Linked DNA regions of Homo sapiens: region 2 is linked to region 1. A link is a loop called in an ENCODE intact Hi-C map of the cell type or tissue named here. Cell type or tissue: A673. All regions are shown on one strand. Each heading gives the region's core, and the rest is flanking DNA. Links, peaks and the distances in the headings are about the cores only. Region 1 has its middle 100 kb from the start of LINC02543. Region 2 has its middle 28 kb from the start of MIR4639.

Evidence for each region. Hi-C counts contacts between places; a loop is a spot of excess contacts. Peaks named below come from ENCODE experiments on the same cell type or tissue, not always from the same donor. Only the 100,000 strongest peaks of a DNase experiment are listed, where the experiment ranks them.
Region 2: it touches region 1 in a loop (2.0-fold over the local background); 3 of 110 quality-filtered maps call a loop at or near these places.

The regions. Positions count from the first base shown.
Region 1 is chr6:15,887,627-15,899,262 of GRCh38, forward strand. No RefSeq gene overlaps it. Among named protein-coding and RNA genes, the nearest start is that of LINC02543, 100 kb to the right of the region's middle. RefSeq lists enhancers at 8,632-8,926, 9,593-9,642. In A673, for the core only: a CTCF peak has its summit at 6,139 (motif pointing right); a DNase peak (open chromatin) is centred at 6,135.
Region 2 is chr6:16,163,971-16,175,606 of GRCh38, forward strand. It overlaps the pseudogene MRPL42P2. Among named protein-coding and RNA genes, the nearest start is that of MIR4639, 28 kb to the left of the region's middle. In A673, for the core only: a CTCF peak has its summit at 5,149 (motif pointing left); a DNase peak (open chromatin) is centred at 5,141.

The sequences.
Region 1 (11,636 bases), core at 1,428-9,427:
TGAAAGCTTATTGCTATTTTGGTTTTTGTAAGATTGAAAGTCAGGGGCACTCAGCATGGTCATATTTATCAAGCAGAAAGACATAATTCTCTTGTGTATTAGAAGTAAAGGTCCCATTCAAAGCGCATGTGTATTTCTATCTCTCCAGGCATGCTGGGGCCCGTTAGACCAAATACCACGTGGATGGTCTCAGCAGACAGAAAAACTCCACGGAGTTCTATCTGGGTAGAGGAAGGCCATCAAAGGGAGATATTGTCCAGGGCCTGAAAGTGGCACCAAAAAAAGAAAGGGTGGATCTTCACACAGGATGGGTGGAGGGGAAAGGAGGGAAGCTATTTAGCTAGAAACAAAACAAACCCACCCAGAATGAAATTGCACAATAAAAGGAGGAACAGAGAGTTCACAGTGCCAATTCGAGAATAAGTTCAATGCATATTCTAGCAAATTAGTAAATAAAACAGGATGAAATAGTGGATCAAGAAGGATTATTAATGAAAAGAACCATGACTTTGGGTTGCTAGGCTCCAGCTTGAGAGTCGCCAGCAGGACTAGATATGTCTGGTTAAGGTGGGTGGAAGCTGTCTCCATGTTCACAGTCATGTCTGCAAAAATAGAATTGGGATGATGAGAAAAGCCTGAAGGAAAATAAGCTGCTCTTCTACTCTCTCCATTCCTTGTGCATTGCTTCAATTTAACCTTACTAAACAAGCGCCGGCCTGCAGAAAGATGAGTGGTGTTTTCTATTCAATTAATCATTGAGGTGCTCTCCCAAAGAAACCGTCTGTCAATAAGACACATTTGGAATGATGACAGGAGACCATGGACTATTAAACAGTAGAATGATGTGGATTTTCAGCTCACTTTCAAGGTTTCAGAGAGCACATACAACAAACACTTTCCTTCTAAAGACTCTAGGACCCCCACACTGTTGAATAAATGACTGTGTGTGTGTGTCTCTCTCCATCTCTCTCTCTCCTGCTCTGCAACATTTATGAAAAACTAGTGCAAAAATTGTGCATGGTTATGGATTCTCAAATCAAGTTTCCCCTGGGTTATCATTCAGATGAACTTAGCAAGAGAATCTTATTGGTGATAATAATTATGATAATGAAAGTAACTTCCAGGCTGCGTGTGGTGGCTCATATCTGTAATCCCAGCACTTTGGGAGGCCGAGATGGGAGGATTGCTGGAGCCCAGGAGTTTGAGACCAGCCTGGGCGACATAAGGAGACCTCATCTCTAAAAAAAAATTAAAAATTAGCTGGGCCTGGTGGCTCACGTCTACTTGGGAGGCTACTTGGGAGGCTGAGGCAGGAGGATGGCTTGAGCCCAGAAGGTTAAGCCTGCAGTGAGCCATGATTGCACCACTGCACTCTAGCCTGAGCCTGGGCAACAGAGTGAGATCCTGTCTCCAAAAAAAAAGTAACCTCCAATATTTGCACAGGTCCTTATGGTTCATACTTAGTCCCCACAAGAACGCTTAGGTAGTACATATCCCCATTTTATACCTAAGAAAGCTGGCTTAGGCACACGCTGCCAGAATTTGGAAGCAGTCAGCAGAGCAGTCCTAGGGAGTGCTAGGTCTGAGCGGGACTGGACCCTTTATCTCCCTCTGCTTTCCTCTCTGCCCTGGCCAGAGAAGAGCACCAAACACATGCTGTCAATCCTCACTCTGTCTCCACAGGGACGCCAAACGTCCTGTGCTACTAACAGACTTTCCACATGTGGAACTCCTTATGGCTCACAGCAGTTGGGAGACAACGACACTGCTGATCAACCAACTGCTCTGCTGCTGGTCTTAACAAGCAATGATAAAAAAGACCCATCAACTTCTGAGGTCGGCCTCCCAGAAGACAAAGCCTTTGTTCCCAATGTGGAATCAAGTCCTTGAGGGCGCCAGCTCTGTGTCTGTGCTTCCTTCAGCACCCTGCTCTTTTCCTCTTGCCAAATAGAAACCTTTTGAACTAGCATTTCTCAAAGTACTCACCAGAATGTTCCAGAAGATGTTAGGCAATGGAATGTGGAGAGGGTGGTGGGAGGATTCTGTGATCAAATGTGCTTGAGAAATGCTCTTGAAGATTTACATGCACACTAGTATAGTAAAGTTTCTGAGGAATCCCACAGTAAAGAACTATTTAATTTTATTTATTTTTGTGGTTCAGATTCTCCTTTTCTTTCTCCTCTGAACCCTACCCATGTCTAGTGGAATATTTCTTTACCCATTATAGAATTGTAAAATTATGCAACCCTCCAAAATAATATCAGAGCAAGGCCAGGCGTGATGGGTCATGCCTGTAATCCCAGCACTTTGGGAGGCCAAGGCGGGCAGATAACCTGGGTCAGGAGTTCAAGACCAGCCTGAACAACATGGCGAAAGCCTGTCTCTACTGAAAGTACAAAAATTACCTAGGCATGGTCATGTGTGCCTGTAATCCCAGCTACTCAGGAGGCTGAGGCAGGAGAATCACTTGAACCTGGGAGGCAGAGGTTGCAGTGAGCCAAGATCGTGGCATTTCACTCCAGCCTGGGCGACAGAGTGAGACTCTGTCTCAAAATAAACAAACAAACAAAAAAAGACAAAATAATATCAGTGCATAGAATGTTCTGGAAATGCCTAGCTTCCTGAACATGGCCTGGTATACAGTAGGGCTTACAGTTGTTGAACATTTTTAGGTATTTTATAAATCAATCCCCAGTATTTATGTAAAAGAATGAAACTATAGCCAATTAAACAATCATGTTCATTTGACACTGCTATTGCTCAGTGGTTCTCAAATTTTGTTGCAGTTAGAATCACCAGAGGGAACTTTAAAATTTGTGATGCCCGTGCTGCACCCTAGACCCATTCAATCAGAACTGTGGGATTGTAGCCAAAGTATCAGTATTTTTTAAGTTCTCCAGGTGATTTTTATGTGCAGCCAAAGTTGATAACAAAAGGTATGAATAATTATGCAATGGCAAAGAGCAGATAAGGGACTGAGAAGAGTTTCTGGGATGGGTGATATGCATCACTTGAAAATTGTCCGTGAATTTATGAAATTTGTCCTGTCAAAACCGAGATAAATGCTAGAGACTTAGCCTATAGTTTTACCTTTCTAATCAGTAAACATGTGTTTCTAATAATGCATGCGAATTAGTTTAATTATACACAAAAAATTCTGGTTTATGTAGATTGCAGAAAGCTGCAGGTTGGACATTTGTTGCATCATATGGCAATTTGGTTCAAGGTGGACAAACACAGGTAACAATGAAAGACACCGAAGAGTTGGCTTGTAGAATGGGGTTTTGCGGATATGTAACACAATTGATTTATGAACCAATTTCTATGCTGAATACTCTGGAAAACGTTCCCCTTCCAAACTATTAGCCCATCATGGATACATACTAATGGTGGCTGAGTGCTGAAGCTCAGGTGATTTTCATCACTCGGGGCATCATGAGGAAAGAAGAGGCACTTACGATGGAGCTTAGATCTCTCAAGGAAGAGTAGATCTTAGGCCACATGGAGAGTTCTGAGTAGTCAGGAATAAGTAAAAGTAAAAATAATAATAGCTAGACTTTACTAAATACCAGGCTATATTATATATGTCAGTTATTTCATGCAATCCTTGTTTATGAGAGAGGTACTATTTTTATCTCCATTTTCCTGGCGAGGAAACTGGGGGGATTCAGTGAATTTGTGTATGCAAAGTGCTTGGCACCGGAGCTGGCACATGACCAACACTCAATAGTGGTGGCTCCTAATTTTTGGATCATAGAATGTTAGAGTTGGAAGAGACCTTAGAGATCATTAGTGAAACCCATCATTTTATTTCTTAAAATAAAACCGGCCGGGCTCAGTGGCTCACGCCTGTAATCCCAGCACTTTGGGAGGCTGAGGCGGGCAGATCACCTGAAGTCGGGAGTTGGGAGACCAGCCTGACCAACATGGAGAAACCCCGTCTTCACTAAAAATACAAAATCAGCCGGGCACAGTGGCACGCGCCTGTAATCCCAGCTACTCGGGAGGCTGAGGCAGGAGAATGGCGTGAACCCAGGAGGCGGAGGTTGTAGTGAGCTGAGATCACGCCACTGCACTCCAGCCTAGGCAACAAGAGAGAAATTCCATCTCAAAAAAAAAAAATTAATAATTAAATGAAATGAAACAAAATAGTAACAATAGAGGATTTCAATATTTAGAATCTGCCTGAGATTCGGCTGTGATCCAATGTTAAGAGTGCTGGTAAAATCCCATCTACCAAATCCCTCCTCTACAGATAGCATTGTTCTTTGCTCCTGATGGCTGGAGTCCCTTAGGTAGAGACCCCACAGGGCCTTTAAGCTGTGGCCATAGAACAGCATTCCCTGACCACCCGCATTGTGTCACCCTGGAATAGAGGCTCTGACTGGCATGAAAGACGGGGAAGGAACATTCTCTTTCCCTAAATGTCCACAGAGAGATACAATTTTAGAATAACTAAGCATAGGCAGGGCACAGTGGCTCCTGCCTGTAATCTCAACACTTCGGGAGGCTGAGGCAGGCAGATTGCTTGAGCTCGCAAGTTCGAGACCAGCTTGGGCAACATGGCAAAATCTTGGCTCTACAAAAAATACAAAAATTAGCTGGGCGTGGCGGCACACACCTTAGTCCCAGCTACTTAGGAGGCTGAGGTGGGAGGATTGCTGAGCCCAACAGGTGGAGATTGCAGTGAGCTGAGATTGCCTCACTGTACTCCAGCCTGGGCAACAGAGCTAGACCTTGTCTCAAAAAAAAATAAAAATAAAAACATAAAAAAAAGAATAATGAAGCATAAATGACTAGATATGTCACTTACCAAGGATATAGGAGTCAGCTCATTTTTTATTCATTCACTGGGCAACTATTTATGGAGTAGGGGTTAACACTTATTGAGCAATCACCATGTGGTAGATGCTGTGGATGTTGTAATGTGCCTCCGAGATCCTGCTTCTTGAATGAATGATTTCAGCTGGAGGGAGTGCTGTTGGCAGGCAGCCTTCAGCTGTCAGCCCCCTTCAGAGGATGCCTTAAATAAAGAGAGCTAATTTGCCCAAGGATACACCTCCAACACATCCTGGGCTTTCTCTCATCCAATGACTTATTGAAATAGGGTGCCAGGGAAGTGATAAAAGCATAGCCCTCTTGCCCCAACCCAGGACAGTTCTGAAAGATTGTCTTATGTTCAGAACTCCCTGCAGAGTTGACTTGTCTTTCAGCCCTTCCCCATTCCTGTTCCTAGCACTTTATCCATTCATTCATTCATTTCACAAATATTAATTAAGCACTTTTCATGAGACAGAATCCACAGGCAAGAGTATATTGGATATATATTCAACAAACTCTACACCATGTAGACTCTACCTCATGTTCATGATGCAGAAGATGTCCTCAGGGATGAAAAGAATCTAATAGAACATTAATATTAATTCCTTGCTTGGGTCTCTGCTAAAAAAAATGTAGAGAAACTCTCATTAAACTGTATTTAATAGAGACAAATAATAGGAACTGAACCATGTCATAATAGATTAATTAATTCTCCCAAAACTAATTGAGAAAGGAGTTGTCAATAGATATCGTCACTGGAATCTAATGGTTTAATTTGGCAGACATCCCAGATAACATTTGGGGTCTATCTGTGTGGGATAAACCTTGCTGCCTTATTCTCCAGGAATGAATACATAGGTATTCCAAGTACAAATGCAGAGTTACCTGAATGCTTATGCAAGCATATTATGGGGTTTTGGTGTACTGTATGAATTAGTAGCATAATTAATAACAGGTCTACATATAAGTAATGCATAAAATATATTATATTTATCTGAAAGTGTTTCAGTAAAATAATGATATTCCATGTTTTAAAAAATAAACTTTATGAGGGAAGAAATGTTTATTACTATCATATGATTTTTTGATAATTTTTTCTAACGATTATGATTTACAGACAACTGATTTTTATGTTTTGGCCCAGTTTTATTTTCATACTGAGGAAGTAAGAAGAAATATTCAAGTTTTTCAAGATGGAGTGAGAGGAAATAGCCACTTCATATGGTGCTCTAGGATAAGAATTCTGCAATCAACAACAAAATACATGTCCTTAAGACGGTGTCATGGCTTAACTGTGCCTGCAATTTATGCATTTTACCACCAGAGGGAGATAAGGAATAATAGTCATCGGAAGCTCCTGAGCCTACAAGCTCCTAAGTGCGTCAATTTTTTTGATTGAAGATAATTCACTCTCCCTCTAAATAATAAGCATACATTTTCAAATTTTGAATGCACTATATATTTTCTAAAATATAAAAATAAGCTATTTTTAAGCAATCTATTTACTGAAAGACAATACCTTAGAAACAGGGGTCAACAAACTTTGTAAGGCAGATAGTATAGTAAATATTTTAGGCTTTGTGAGTCATGATTTCTGTTGTAACCACTCAACTTTGCCATGTAGTTGAAAACAGCCATAGGCAATATGTAAATGAATGAGTACCCTATTTCAAGAAAACTTTAGTTATAAAATCAGACAGTGGGCTGGGTTTGGCCCATAGGCTATGATTTGCTGATCGCTAACTCAAAATTAAGTATTACGAATTCAGTTGCCTACAGTAAAGCAGGCTCTGTAGAGACCATGACAAATCAGGGAGCACATATTTTATTTAATAGCCAGCTCCACTCAGCTCCAGCCGATAGTAACTAGGCAGAATGTGAGCCTAGCATGACCAGATCTTTCTATTTTTCAAAAACAGATGGAAACCTGTATTTTTACATATTTCCCTATTTTAAAATTTTGGCAATTAGTTCAGACACCACCACCACCACCACCATACACACCTTGGGTACCCAGAAAGCAACTGCACAGACTGCATTTGTCCTGTTGAGCAGCTTCTGCTGCAGAGCAACTTTTAAAAATTAAAAATTAACCAGGCTGGGCATGGTGGCTCATGCTTGTAATCCCAGCACTTTGGGAGGCCAGGGTGGGTGGATCACCTGAGGTTGGGAATTCGAGACCAGCCTGACCAACAAGGGGAAACCCCGTCTCTACTAAAAATACAAAATTGGATGGGCGCGGTGGCGCGTGCCTGTAATCCCAGCTACTCAGGAAGCTAAAGCAGGAGAATTGCTTGTACCCGGGAGGTGGAGGCTGCAGTGAGCCGAGATCACGCCATTGCACTCCAGCCTGGGCAACAAGAGCGAAACTCCGTCTCAAAAAAAAAAAAAAAAAATTAACCAATATGCTGAAGACAGATGTGAAGATTTCTATCATTCTTTCATGTAAGTAAAGGAAATCAAAATATTTTACCCCAAAATATATTTCTTTAACATATTTTGAAATGGCTGCTGCAGAGCTGGCAAAGCGAAATGGCCTTGCAAAGCTGTCTTTTATGGGGTAAAATCTGCATCTGTAGAGAATCTCCATTAACACAACCAGGCTCTAGGAGAGATTCAGAGTCTTACACCTTTAAAAGTCTAAAAAGAAACATGTACCTTTGAGGGAGCCTTTATCTACATAATAATGCCAGCTCTGCTGACCAAGCCTATTTCTTTCTCTGGCCCTTAAACTGTCCTGCCACCAAAACCTGTTTGGGGGCAGGCACTGAGTCGTCATTCTTTCTTTAATCTCCAGATAGTATAAAAGCTTCTGTATTGTTGGGTTGGATCTTCATTCTGAAAGTTCCTGTATAGACATGCTAAATTGTATACCTTTTCTGCTATTAATCAACCTGCCTCATGTCAGTGACTTTTTTTAGTGAATCTTTAGAGGGCCAAGAGCCTATGGCCCCCACATAAACACTTACATAGCACTGATTAAGTGGGAGGCACTATTCTAAGTGCTTTGTCTATATTAGCTCATGAATTATCCTCACAGCAACCTTGTAAGGTAGGTGCTATTACTGTTTCACCCTGGGCAAAGAGAAGCTGAGTAATACCCAAGGTTACACAGCTGAGGTCTGGCAGAGCTGGGATTTGAACCTAGGCAGCTCTAAGGTAGAGTCTGTACACATAACCCATTAGGCTGTAACTTATCGGAAAGGGGTCTTGATCCAGACCCCAAGAGAGGGTTCTTGGTTCTTGTACAAGAAAGAATTTGGGGCGAGTTCATGGAGTGAAGTGAAAACAAGTTGATTAGGAAAGTAAAGGAATAAAGAAGAGCTACTCCATAGGCAGAGCAGCAGCACTGGCTGCTTGTCTAAGGACATTTATAGTCATTTCTTGATTATATGTTAAACAAGGGGCAGATTATTCATGAGTTTTCTGGGAAAGGAGTGGTCAATTCCTGGAACTGAGGGTTCCTCCCTGTTTTAGACCATATAGGGTAACTTCCGGATGTTGCCATGACACCTGTAAACCGTTATGGCACTGGTGAGAGTGTCTTTTAGCATGCTAATGTATCATAATCAGTGAATAATGAGCACTGAGGACGACCAGAGGTCACTTTTATTGCTGTCTTGGTTTTGGTGAGATTTGGCTGGCTTCTTCACTGCATGCTGTTTTCTCAGCAAGGTCTTTATGATCTGTACCTTGAGCTGACCTCCTATCTCATCCTGTGACTTAGAATGCCTAACCTCCTGGGAATGCAGCCCAGTAGGTCTCAGCCTCATTTTACCCAGCCCCTATTCAAGATGGAGTCACTCTGGTTCAAAGGCCTCTGATGTAACCGTCTCCCTTCCATGGCTGCTTTCCTCTCTTAATCCTGCACTAAGCTACAGCAATAGAGAGAAGAAGACTCTTGTCTCTCTTCTAACTAGACTTGGGCCTCAGGGTCAAGGTTTCTTCCCAGTCAACTTATCTTCCCAACCCAAGTGTGGACTTTGTGGCTTTGGGGAAAGTCAGGTCTGAGATGACTTCATCCCCTACTGTGAGGCAAACTCCCTAGCAAATGTCAAGTTGAAAGTTTGGATCACCCCATCACTTCTGTGTTTATATTTTATTGTAATTATTTTTCAGTAAAGCTTACTGCTCTGGAATTTGGATTAACTCTACACACAATATTTAGTTTAATTATCCATCGTGCTTTTCTAATTTGTTCTAGCAAGCCCCAAGAAAATGACTTCAGATAATGTGTGGAAAGATTTCTTTCTTAAAGCTACAGTAACTGAATATAAGAAAAGGCCATCAAATGGAAATTAAAATTGCTTTAAAAGGATAGTGATAACTCATGTCTAAGTTTGCTCAGTTGAAATCACAGTTTTGAGAGAGAAGTAGAATTTTTTTTCTCTAGCAAACTTAAAAGAAATGACGAATTAGGTACTTGTGTCACTTTTCTAAAATGCAGCTATGAGTTTTATTGCTGATTCTTGAAGATATTCTGAAAAGTAATTTCAGCTGCAAAGGAAATGCAGGAGGCAAAACAAATTATAGTCCCTCTTTTCAAAAAATGTGAATACCTCTGGGAGACCAGTGAAGCTATCAGTCATACACAATTTAATATGCAATACTTTTTGCAGCAATGTTTTCCTTCTAATGCCCACAGAAGCTAGATTCTGCTGGGAAAGGAAAGTTTTAGAACTTCTGGGGTCACGTGAGGCTTATGGTGATAATGCATGTAGTTTCGTAACAGAAACAGGGTTTGCCTGGAACTGTCCCAGTTTTAAAACTGAAAGTCTTGTATCCTAGGAATGCCCTCAGTACCAGGCAAACCGGGACACTCAGTGACCCTAAGATCACCGGACGGCGTTTGTGATTTCCTGTCTAGTTCTGCTCTCACTTCCCTCCTCTCCTCACAGCTAAGCCATCTTAACTGCTACTTACAGATATGGCCCCACAGGCTCTGAATAACCTCCTCAGTGCTTTCCAAACCTCCTTGACTGTGGGAATCACCTGGGTGCTTGCCAAACCCAGATTCCCAGGCTGCACTTTTGGTAATTCTCATCCAGAGGTTTGCAGTAGGTCCTGAGAGTCAGTGAATTCACCAAAGCCAGGGGAGTCTTATAATTGGAGAAGTTTGGGAAGCACTAATTAGCCTACATTCAAAGGGGTATGCAAGTACTCTAGTTCAAGAACCAGGAGGCTCAGTATAATCCACACTCGCTGTGGCCTGGCTTGGCCACTGGGACTGTCAGAGGCATTCGAACCAGAACAACTTCATCTTGAATAGGGGCTAGGTAAAATGAGGATGAGACCTGCTAGGTTGCATTCCTAGGAGGTTAGGCTTATTCACAGGATGAGATAGGAGGTCAGCATAAGATACAGGTTATAAAGACCCCACTGATAAAACAGGATGTGGTCAAGAAGCCAGCCAAAACCCACCAAAACCAAGGTGGCAACAAAAGTGACCTCTGGTCATCCTCACTGCTCATTATAGGCTAATTATAATGTATTAACATGATAAAAGACACACCCATCAGTACTATAACAGTTTACAAATGCCATGGCAATGTCTGGGAGTTACCCTATATGGTCTAAGAAGGGGAGTAACCAGCCCAGCGCAGTGGCTCATGCCTGTAATCCCAGCACTTTGGGAGGCCAAGGTGGAAGGGTCACTTGAGATCAGGAGTTCAAGACTAGCTTGGTCAATATCGCAAAACTCCCGTCTCTACTAAAAATACAAAAGTTAGCTGGAAGAACCCTCGGTTCCAGGAGAAACCCCTGCCCCATTCCAGGAAAACTCACGAATAATCTATCCCTTAAGTAGCATATACTCAAGAAAATAACCATAAAAATAGCCCGCTAGCAACCCTTGGGGCCGCTCTGTCTATGGAGTAGCCATTCTTTTATTCCTTTACTTTCTTAATCAACTTGCATTCACTTTACCCTATGGACTCACCCTGAATTCTTTCTTGCACGAGATCCAAGAGCCCTTTCTTGGGATCTAGGGATCGGGACCCCTTCCCAGTAAGAGGACCATTGCTAGCAACTGGTTTCCAGGGGGCTCCCCACACACTTAGGAACTGATCCCTGAATATTTGTCCAGGGGCTGACCTTTCCTGCCTGCTGACAGAGGTCTCTGCTTCTTCCTGCTTTTCTGAATGTCTGGAAATAGCTTATTCTGAGAGTCGCCATTTTCTGTCCCTGTACTCTCATGGAGTCTACCACTCTCAAGGTCATTGCCCTGTGTGTGGAACTGCCACATCTCACCTCTACCTGCAGCTGAGTTTGCTTCTCTGTGAGTCTTCACTGTTCCTGGCCTCTCCTAGTTTCTCCTGTAGACTGTGTTTAATGCTTTTCTGTCAAAATGTTTTAAGAGATTCACCACGATGAGAAGAATGCAAAAGGCAAGGGATACTGCTTAAGGGTGTGAGCCCCTGAGCTGACTGCTGAAGTTGAACTCCAGCTGTGTGATCTTTGGCCTCAGTTACTTAACCTGTGAAATGGGGATAATCATAGTATTGATTTCCTTACATTGTTGGCAGGGTTAAATGAGAAGATATCTGTAAAGCATTTAGCATGGTGCCTGACACCTTTGAAACTGTAAATGTTAGCTATCATCATCACTCTTATTATTACTAGTGCTCTTATCATCATTAATTGTTATATTATTTTTACTAGGAAGTAGGAGAAGGATATAGAAGATAGGGCAGGAGAAGATCCTTTATCTTTTAAAAAATTTGCCATGGAGGCTGAGTGCAGTGGCTCATGCCTATAATCCCAGCACTTTGGGAAGTTGAGGCAGGAGGATCACTTAAGCCCAGGAGTTCGAGACC
Region 2 (11,636 bases), core at 1,677-9,676, 280 kb after region 1:
CAACTTTGAGTATCTCCTTTTTAATCCAACAGAAAAAGCTCCTCCCCTATCCTTCCAGCCCCATGACTGTAAGATAAAAAATTTCCTGCTACAGGCATCTTGCAGGCAATGTGCCAGACAGGCAATGCATCAAACAGCCGACATTGATCAGAACTCAGCCCTTGTCATATATCTCTTCCTAAAATGCCTAGCAGAATAATTTGTTGAGTACATGCTCAATAACTTAAATTGTTTTGAATTAAATCAAATTAAAGTCTTACAGTCACTACTGGAGGGAGAACAGGCAACATGTATGAATTTTCACTGTTTTGGAGCACATGGAAAAGAACATCAATACTAGTAGCATCTCAAGATCCCAGTGGCTAGACCCAGCCTACACACGACAGTCAAAATTTACTATTTATGATGTGGATTATCTCATACTAGTCCATTGCTTCACTTTCTACTGACTGACACCTCTGGCACATTTCATCCTTTTTCTTCTTTTTCTTTTTTTAGAGACGGGGTCACCCAGGCTGGAGTACAGTGGCATAATCATAGCTCACTGCAGCCTCGCTCATGAACTCAAGTGATCCTCCCACCTCAGCTGACCAAATAGCTGGGACTAGAGGCATGCCCACCACACCCGGCTAAGCACCTTTGATTCTAATATTGAAAATATCATTATAAAATATCTAGTAGGTATGGATTAATGAATGAGTTAAATGGCAGATGTTTGACCCTAATAAGTAAAGGTTTCGGGACGCCAGGGAGATGGTAATATCTGGGATCTTCTTAGGCCTCATTACCAGGACATAAAGAAACAAAATGAAGTTTCTCAAAATGCCCATTTAATACATTATTTTTTATCGTAATAAACATACGGCCTTTTCAGATCTTATTTTTGTTCCTTCTATTGTTAGTCCTGAGTGTTTGCCTATGGTGACAGCCAGATTTCATTTCATTCATTCATTCATTTATTCATTCTGACCATCATCTGGGGGCCAAGCACTGTGGTGGGTACTCAGGGTGCACCAGTGAACAGAACAGACAAAGCCCTGCCCTCTTGGAGTTTACATTCTAGTGCAGGCAACATGGGAATATAATAAATCCATAAACTCAGGAAGAACTTAGTTCTTTTTAGATCAATAAGGCCTGACTGTGAACTGTGAACTGTGAAGGGACAGATTCCCTGAAGAGGTACCGAGACCTCATTTTAAAAGAAGACTTTTTATTTTTGGACATTCTTTAGATATTGACTTTTTCTGTTCTCTAGTAGAAGTATCTTGCAGCAAGGAATAGAAAGACTGAAGTCAATTGATGCGATATTAGGAAAGTCCTGTCTTTTGCTTCTCTGGGCCCCTGTGTGGACTTCTGTGAATGAAAGAATAAAAAACAAAGTGCTTTTCCTATGCTCTTACTCAACAACAATCAACACAGAAGACTTCTGTGACCTCTGGGCACGAAGAAGTTTGTGGAGATTTCTCCCAACCAGCAGCCAATCAATCAATCCAGCAGAGGACACTAGCTGGGTGTCCTCTTATTCAATTCAATTCTGATGCTATCTACCTGGAGACAGCATCAGATCCCACAGGTTGAGGGCTCAGTCCCACAAAACTGCCCTCCACCGCCCCAGGATCCTCTCCTTTTTTTAGGGTCCATTGATTAGCAACCTTAATTCTATATGGAACCTTAACTCCCCCCTGCCAAATGAGGGGGAAAAACACACCCAAAGCGTTCCCTCTATTCTCTCACTTAAACAATCAACACAGAAGACTCCTGTGACCCAATTGAGGAGGTGTTTTTCCCATCCACCAAGCAAGCAAACAATTCCTCAGTGGACACCAGCTGGGTGTCCTCCAATTCAATTCGATTCTGATGCTATCTACCTGGAGAGAGTGTCAGATCCCAGAGATTGAGGGCTCAGACCCATAAGACTGCCCTACCCCCAACACACACACCTTCCCATGCAGATCGCAAGCCCCAGGTTGTATTATCTGTGCTTCTGACCAACTGGCTATACACTAGGGTTCCCACAACCCCGCCGGGTTCCCTTAATTTGTTAGGGCAGCTCACAGACCTCAGGGAAACACTTAAGTTTTCCTGTTTATTATAAGGGATGTTACAAAGGATACAGATGAAGAGATGTGTAGGGCAAGGCATGCAGGAAGGGACACAGAGCTTTCGTGCCCTCCCTGGGCACACCACCTTCCAGGAACCTCCACTGTCTGGAGGTTCAGCTACCTGGAAGATTCCAGAACATAGTCCTTTTTGATTTTTAAGCTTCATTAGGGAGGCATGATTGATTAAGTCATTGGTCATTGGTGACCAACATAATCTTCAGCCCTTCTCCCCTTCTCAAGGTTTCGGGGTGGGGCTAAAAGTCCCAACCCTCTAATCTTGCCTTGGTCTTTCTGGTGACCAACCCCATCCTGAAGCTACCTAGGAACCGCCCCTATTAGTCAATTCAATAGCACATACAAAGCCACTTATTACTTTGAAGAGTCCAAGGATTTTAGGAGTTGTATGCCAGGAAACTGGAGGATAACCAAGTACTGTATATATTTCACAATATGACAGCCTCACTTTCCATTATAACAAAATAAGGAAATTAGATAATCAACAAGGCTCTCTGTAGCTCTGAAATATTAACACTGTGATTTTATGGAACACATATAAGAAATCCTCTAGCTTTTTTTATTTGACTTTTCCAGCAGTTAACGTGTTTTTTTAAATATCAGAAATCTAAGTGGTCAATACTCTTCTTAAATGAGTTTGTCTATCAGATTACCTCATTTTATAAATTTATTATAGAGAAGTTGCTGCAATCTTAGCATTTCTGTGAATTGGAGACCATGATTCAGACTTGTTGATGAGGTCCAGAATAACTGAGGGACATATCTCAGTAGGGTTTAGATTGTCAATAAACGAAATCAAGGAGGTATCTAAAGGAGTTCTGATCTTGCTTATTAGAAAAAGTTCAGGAAACACAGCAGAGAAATAAGTTAAAAAAAAAAATCTCTGGAGGCAGTAGGATCTGACCAGAGAAAACAACCACTAAAATGTTCACAAGTGCCAGGGGGAAGGAGGTAACATTCCTCACATTTACAGACCTTTGAAGCTCATTTTAACTTGGGAACTTTATGGACATAAGGATAAATCCAGGGCTGCCTGGTTAAGGGTCGGGTCTCATTACTCCCTAGTTAACAATTCACATTTTAAAATGAAAGAACCTGATTTAAATGTAATCCTGTCTTTAGGCTTGAAGACAAGTAAAATGCTATTTTTATCTAATACATAAGTAAAAGCAAGAAAATCCCCTCCAGAGAGTGGAAGCTGTTCATGGCTCTATTGTAATTTCTGTCTGCAAATGTGTGAAAGAAACTTTCAAGGGAAAAATGTTCCAGAAAGTAACCTTTTAAACGTTAAACCACTGCACTTTAGAAAGCAAGATAAAGAGCTTTGTACCCCAAGCTATTTCTCTGTTCCTTTTTTCTTGAGCTAAACCTCCTGTGTAATAATTTCTTTGGAATGCTTTGTTCTGAAGAGATGTTTCATGCGACTGGTGCCTTGTCTCAGTAATCAAAGACACACTGAGTCAAATTTGGCCTTTGGAAAACAACCTGGATAATGACTGCCTGTAATTATGTAAATGTTTAGATAATAACTGATTTTCAATTTAATTTGATGGAGACAAAACTTAGCACATCCTTACCCAATGCCTCTCCTTGTAAGTGGCCACTGTGTCTTCTGGGTAACTTGAGAACCTGGCAACAATATCAGGAACATAGTAGGTGCTTTATAAATAGTTAGTAGATGAATGAATGAATGAGTGAATGCTTAATAAATGTGCTTGATCTGATCCTAAAACAATTTTTTTCCTTTTAGAAATTCAGCCATTTAGTCATCATTTTCTGAAGCATATTTCAAAAGTATACTAATATTGAAGAGTAATTAATAGAAAGCAACTGACACTATGTCTTTGTTAATGCTGCACCCCCTTCCCAAATAAATTTCATGGTTTATGGCTCTCCAGAGGCGAGGGAACAAAGCCACTTGGGAGAAAAGTATCTGCTGAAGTTTTTGGTTTTTGCTTTTCTAAAACTGCCTCAAATTCAGAAAAAAAGGCCATAGTTTTCATGGCTATGGGGTCCACACTCTAGTCTCCATGCAGAATCTTTCCCTAGTGACTGGACTTGTTTTGGCAGCCCTCAGGGTAAATTACTCTCCTCGATAGCCCTCAGCAATCACAGAGGCTTATCTCAAATTCTTCTTGTCGAAATGGGATGTGTACTTGGTCTTACCACTTGAAGAAAAAATGTTTAAACACTGCACAGTTTACCAGATCTTACTTTGAGGTGTTCTCTGGGGTTAGCCAAACAAATGGAGAAGGTCTAAGTAAACTGTTCAAGACTTTCAGCCAACGCTGAAAGTGCAGTGCTGGAATTGCCTGACCCCAGAGAGAGGGTAACTCTGAGCGTGCAGTTTCTAGATCAAGGTCGGGAGGTGCTGACCACAATGGGGCCATGGGTGGAGGGTGATGCCTTAGGCACCACTGAGGAAGTAGAAGAAAGATCTAACCCTGGAGGTATCTTCCTCCTGATTTTTTAGTTTTTCTGGAGAGCCCCTCAGAGTGTGGGAAAGTGTGTAGTGGACTGGGATTTGGGAGTGTTACCTTCCTTCCAGCGACCCTCTACTTTTCTACCCACTTCTTGCTGATACAAAATCTCCAGGTGCAAAATTTCTTGGTGACCTCTGTGCCCCGCTGCAAGCAGCTTCCATAGAAGGCAGATATGACCTCAGCATTACACACAGGCATTTTTAAAAAATAAAGGATGCTATTTAAATTAAGGAACAATTTAAGCAAACAAAAGACAGAATAATAAACAGACTCTATGTGCCCACTACCAGGAGTAAACAGACTTGAACATTTTGCTTATTGATATGGTCTGGCTGTGTGTTCCCACCCAAATCTCATCTTGAGTTGTAATCCGAACTGTAATCCCCAGGTGCTGGAAGAGGGAACTCTTGGGAGGTGATTGGATCATGGGGGCGGTTCTCCCATGCTGTTCTCTTGTGATAGTGAGTTCTCAACAATATCTGATGGTTTTATAAGGGTCTGTTCCCCCTTTGCTCTGTGCTTCTCTCTCCTGCCACCTTGTGAAGAAGGATGGTTTTGCTTTCCCTTCTGCCATTATTGTATAAGTTTCCTGATGTCTCCCCAGCCATTTGCAGCTGTGAGTCAATTAAACCTCTTTTCTTTATAAATTATCCAGTCTGGGGCACTTATAGTAGTGTGAAGCCGAACTAATACACTTACTTACTTTAGGCCTTTTTTTTTCTTTCTTTTTTTTTTTTTTAAGAAATAAGATTTTATAGAGTTAAAAAAAAATCCTCCCTCAATTTAAGTATCTGCACAGCTATTCTTTCTATTCTTTTTTATCTTTGAATTGCTCATAATTAAAATCAAAATAATTTGTATATTTGTAAATTGTTTTGATTTTAATTATGAGCAATTCAAAGATAAAAAAGAATAGAAAATAATACAATGACTATATACCCACCATTGAGATTACATGCATGATACTATTTTGCCTTATTTGTTTTAACCTTGTTCTAAATTTTTATTGTGGAAAATTTCAGACACATACAAGAGTAGGAAGAATAGTATAATGAGCTCCATGGACCCATCACCCAGCTTCAACAATTGTCCACTCATGGACAATCTTGTTTTATCTGTGGGGTAGTTATAGATAATATAGATTCTACATTCTCCCATATGTTATTTATCTATACACATTTCGTCATGTATCTCTTAAAGAGAAGAACGTTAAAAAAAATAACTGCAATGCCATTATCATACTTAAATGTAGCGATAATTCACTAGTGTCTGCTATTAGCCAAAATCCAGTCAATGTTCAAATTTTTTCATTGTAAAAATAATTTTTTTTCAATTTTTGTGTTTGAATCAGGATTCAGATAAGGTCTACACCAAGCTTAAAGCCAACCTGCAGCCTGCAGGCCACACAGGGCCCTGGACAGCTTTGAATGCAGCCCAACACAAATTTGTAAACTTTTTTAAAACAGTATGAGTTTTTTTGCAATTTTTTTCCTCTTAGCTCATCAGCTATTGTTAGTGTTAGTGTATTTTATGTATGGCCCAAGATAATTCTTCTTCTTCCAGTGTGACCCAGGGAAACCAAAAGATTGGACACCCCTCATCTACATATTGACATTGATTTGACAGAGACAGTTATACCTCTTTCTTTCCAATTTTTATTCTTCTAATTGCTTGTTCTTATCTAATTGCATAGACTAGGACCTCCAGCCCAGTATTAAATAGCAGTGGAGATCATGGCTATCCTTTGTCTTGTTCCTCACTTTAATGGAAAGTCTCCAGTGTAATCACGTTAAATAAGATGCCAGCTTTTGAGCTAAAGTATACACACACACAGACATATAATCACATGTATAACATATTAAAAATCACATATGAATATAAAGTATACATTATTTATATATTTCAGTAAATGTTGTACCATATATAACCATATATAATGATATATGTAATTATATATAATCATACGTATTTAAAAAACAAAATAGTCATCAATGTATATTTTTAAGTGTTAAGTTTATCAGGTGCGTTATCTACCTCTGTGAAGATGATTATATGACCTTTTTCTCTTTGTCTTAATATGAAGGATTATGTTATTAAATTTTCTAATAATGAATCCCTCTTGTTAAAGATGATGCTGATTCTTGTAGCAACTAGAATTATAAATGGAAAAGGCTACAAATTATCTCAGAAAAAGAAATCTAGATCTCCTATTTGATAGGGAAAGAGAATTTATGTACCATACATGTGTGTGACTAAAATAATCAACTACTGATGTTTAATTTTTTAAATCTCCCTGTATAACAACTATAATTAGACTTGAGTTTCATATACACCTTTCAGATGCTATTGCCAAGTACATTCCCAGTTTTTAAATATGTTTCTATTCTTTAGCAGAGTAAACAGCAAAAGGTGCTAGAAGGCAAATAAATGTGCAGGGAGACAGAGCAACACGTGCCCAGAGTATTTTGTGCTGCCCAAAGCCATTTGGCTTTGAAGAGATTCAAAGGAAGAAACATCTGATGTTCAGACACTAAGATGAAAGAGTTAAAGGGCTTCTTCCCAAAAACCCATAACCCTAGCCTAATCGTGAGAGAAACATCCGTTGAATTCTAATTAAGGGAAGTTCCACAAAATTCCTGACCAGGACTCCTCAAAACCATCAAGGTCATCAAAAACAAGGAAAGTCAGAGACACTGTCATAGCCAAGGGGCACCTAAGAACAAATGACAACTAAATGTAGTGTAAGATCCTAGATGGGTTACTGGAACAGAAAAAATACGTTGGGTAAAAACGGAGAAAGTATGAATCCATTATGGGCTTTAGTGAATAGTAACAATATTGGTTCATTAATTGTAACAAATGCACCGCACAAATGCAAGATGTTAATATTGGGGGCAACAAGTGGGGGGACTTGAGGTAAGGAGCTGCCAAGTGATGAAAACTGGTGTGCCTAGAGGCAGATTTTCAAAGCATTCTCTCTTCAAAACATCTTTTTCGAAGATGTTTATACTACCTGATAAGCATCTCCATACCCCATGGCTGTAGCAGCAGTAAAATAGAGGACAGTAAAGCAAATTGTCTTGAAACATTTATTTCCAATGCAAAATGGAGCTTTATACTGTGTGTGTTATAAATCTATGTATTCTTCTCTACCTGATGACTATAATTGCAAAACAGAGCTTGCTGTGACTTCCAATGGCAGGAAGTGAGCCTGCTACCACTCTCCTGTGGACATTCCCTATGAATACACAAAACCCATCCTTCAACCACATCCTGGGCACAATAATGAAGAAATACAAGATCAAGTGCTGAAAACCAGATTGGAAGAAAAAGGTGAACACCTTGAGCAAAGACCCATGATAGAACAACTTAGCAAAATGTTCTTTAGTATTACACGCTGTTGGTATTCTCATGGACAGTATTAAAGATGTTGCAAGAAACTAGATCTTCTAAAAGGCAGATGACTGAGGTACTCGGGGGAATCAAAGAGAAATGTTCTTCATTTGCCATTTGAGAAAATGCAATCCGGGGTGTTCACTAACATGTTATATAGTAAAGTCAGAATAATGAATGTCTTTTCATATTAAAAAAATAGTAGGGGGAAGTAGGTGTGGGACATATGAGGACTGTCTGCACTATCATAATTTTTCTGTAAATCCAAAACAACTGTAAGATTAAAAGTTTATTTTTAAAATTAAAGAACCTTAAAAAATAATACAGGTACATCTTTTCTCCAGATGCCAAGAGAAGTAGAATTATATTCTTGAATTCCCCATCCGTTTTTTTCAAACTACCCACTAGTGCCAGCTCAAGGAGCAGTTTGCTTTTTTCATTTAGAAGTATATTTGGAGGCTGGGCATGGTGGCTCACACCTGTAATCCTACCAGTTTGGGAGGCCAAGGTGGGTGGATCACCTGAGGTCAAGAATTTGAGACCACCCTGGCCAACATGGTGAAACCCCAACTCTACAAAAATACAAAAATTAGCCGGGCATGATAGCGGGTGCCTGTAATCCCAGCTACTCAGGAAACTGGGGCAGCAGAATCACTTGAACTTGGGAGGCAGAGGTTGCAGTGAGCCGAGATCACGCCATTGCACTCCAGCCTGGGTAACAGAGTGAGACTCTGTGTCAAAAAAAAAAAAATAGTAGAAGAAGAAGTATATTTAGGCTTATTTTGGTGAAGGAAAGTGGTAGATGGAGTGAACTGGAGAAGTGATTTGGAGAAAAGTCAAGATGCAGCATCAAAGCCTTTGATGGGACACACTGCCTTCCTCTCATAGGCATTCACGAGTTGACAGCCGTCTTTCCTTTTCTCTTCTGTCTCTCCATCTTTCTTTTTTATTTTGAGGAGATCAAGCCTGCAAATTAAGACAGAAACAATACTACTTCGAAACTTCTTTAGCAGCGGTCCTCGGTGCTCCGGGTTGTGACACGCTCCTCGGTTTCTGTTTAGCATTAGCTCTTCAAATCTGGTCTTTAAGTTCAGTATCTCCCAGGAGCCTTGGCTTTCCTGAGCTTTTATTGTCTTGTTATTCTGCTTACCTGACATAGAGATAAAACCCTCTCACTCCTTTGTAAGCAGCCTGGAGTCATCGCCCAAAGATGTAACTGAATCTTCCTCAAGATGTCATTCTATAAAAAGGGGCCTGACCCAATGCTTCCTATGTATTTCAAAGACATGAAGGACACATTTGCTGTTTTCCAGTAAACCACTTAAATATATAGTACTTGTTCAGAAAACTTGCCACAAAATCCGTTGCAAAAGAATTATTTCAATCAGGAAGCAAAAACATCTGGATTTTTATGACGTACCAAGGTACACCAGTCCAAAGACACAAACATCACAAAGGCCTGGCCTAGATATCATGAATAGTGGCTCTTGTTGAGACAGCTGCTGGGGTCTTGGGCATAGCAGGCTGCACATGGCTGGCTGTGCAGTCTAATGCACTTAATATCTTCATCTTAGCTATAGATTGCCTTTGTCATGCTTTAGTTCCCTTTCATTTACATTCATCTTCTGCTCAGTTCCTTCCTACCATATTTTCTTTGAATTGATTGAAAAAAGGACTGTTCATGGTTTGCTTCTGGTCCAAGACAGTGAGTTCATGGGAATAACACAAAAGCAATTTTAAAAGGAGGAAGTTTTCTCAGGCTTTTGGGGATACTTCTCCAGAGATGGCATGCTTCTAGTCAAGGCAGCTGTGCTGTTTGAGATCACAGCCTGATCTCACGGGGCTTTCCCTTTAACTTTTTAATATGGAATATTTCAAACTATGGAATATTTCAAAATATTTCTCATACAAAAGGAGAAAGAATAGTATAATGAACCCCCAGCTTGAACAATTATCCCCTTATGGCCAATCTCATTGGATGTGTATTTCCAGCCATTCCCTGACCACCCTTCTTCCCTGGGTTACCCTGAAGCAAATCCAGGATGTTATATAATTTCATCTAAAACTATTTTCTATGCATCTCTAAAAGATTTGGACTCTTTCTGAAAACATAACTATTATCTGTTATTACAACAAACAACCCAACATTAATTCCTTGATATGTTCAAATATCGTCAGTGTCCAAATTTGCCCATTGCCTCAAAAACAGTTTTTCTTTGTATTATTTCCTCATTTATTTTTATATGTCATTTCAATGTAGACTAAAATAAGACTTACATATTGCAATTGGTTGATGTATCTCTTTATAAAGTTTCCCCTTTATCTTCCTATACCACATCCTCCCTCCCCCCTCCCCTTTTTTGAGGCTTTTGTTTGTTTCTTTTTTAACATGAATAAAGTGAAGTAAACATTTAAAAATGGAACTCGAAGAGGACAACCAACCAACCAGTAGATGGGATATTTTCCCTTTCTTTTGAAAAGGTGACTCCCTCTGGCATTGGACAGTGTTTTACTTTTTTCCCACTGAGGATGCAAGTCCAGCAGGTTTCTCCTTAATTTGCTTGAGGGTTGAAAGGACAGCAGTAAATTCCAGGTCACAACCAAACTGCCTATTTAATTCCCGGAGTGTTAAACATTAACACCCAGGCCTTGCCTCCCCAGAAATCAGCATTTGTTGATACAAAGTGTACTCTGGCTTACAACAGATACCTGGGCTTTTCTAGCAGCCTATTTTTACTCAGTCACACACCCCACCCCAGCTTGCCATCAGTTCAGCCACAAGAAAAAAACCAAAGAGAAAGAAAGTTGAAATATTTAATTTATTGCCGTGTGAATCTGTTTGAGTAGCTTCACAGAATCTTAACACGAACAACCTGCGGAGTTGAGATGTTGACACTAAAATGGCACAGCAGGCTACTTCACAACCCCACCCCCGTCTTTTCTTTTCCCTTCTTATCCCACTCACCCCCCAACCCCCAGATGGTTTAACTAAAAAGTCATTTAAGGCGAGCATTGTGGAGAAGGATAGGCCGGGGGCTTCTCACTCTGGGATTTGGTTCAGATTCATGGTCTACATGTCTACACTCTGACAGTGACCTCCAACATCGACCTCAAAAAATTTGTACTGTTTTCCAAACACCCTCATTTTCCCTATCCCATTATGAATCTATAATCAGTTCATTTTTCTAAAACGCTAGAGTGTTTGTTTATTTTTTTGTTTGTTTTGAGACAGTCTCGCTCTGTCACCCAAGCTGGAGTGCAGTGGGGCGATCTCAGCTCACTGCAACTTCTGCCTCCCGGGTTCAAATGAATTCTTATGTCCCAGCCTCCAAATTAGCCAGGCATGTTGGCCACACTTATAATCCTCAGCTAGGATTATAAGTGTGGCCAACATGCCTGGCTAATTTTTGTATTTTTGGTAGAGACAGGGTCTCGTCATGTTGGCCAGGCTGGTCACAAACTCCTGACCTCAAGCAATCCACCCTCCTTGGCCTCCCAAAGTACTGAGATTACAGGCTTGAGGCACTGCACTGGCCTAGAGTTATTGTTTTCTTTCTTCTTAAGCTAGGTCTGGCCATTGAGACCCTTAAGCAGCAACTGAAAGAGCAGCTTCTCTGAGAGCACCTCAGAGCCTTTTGTGATG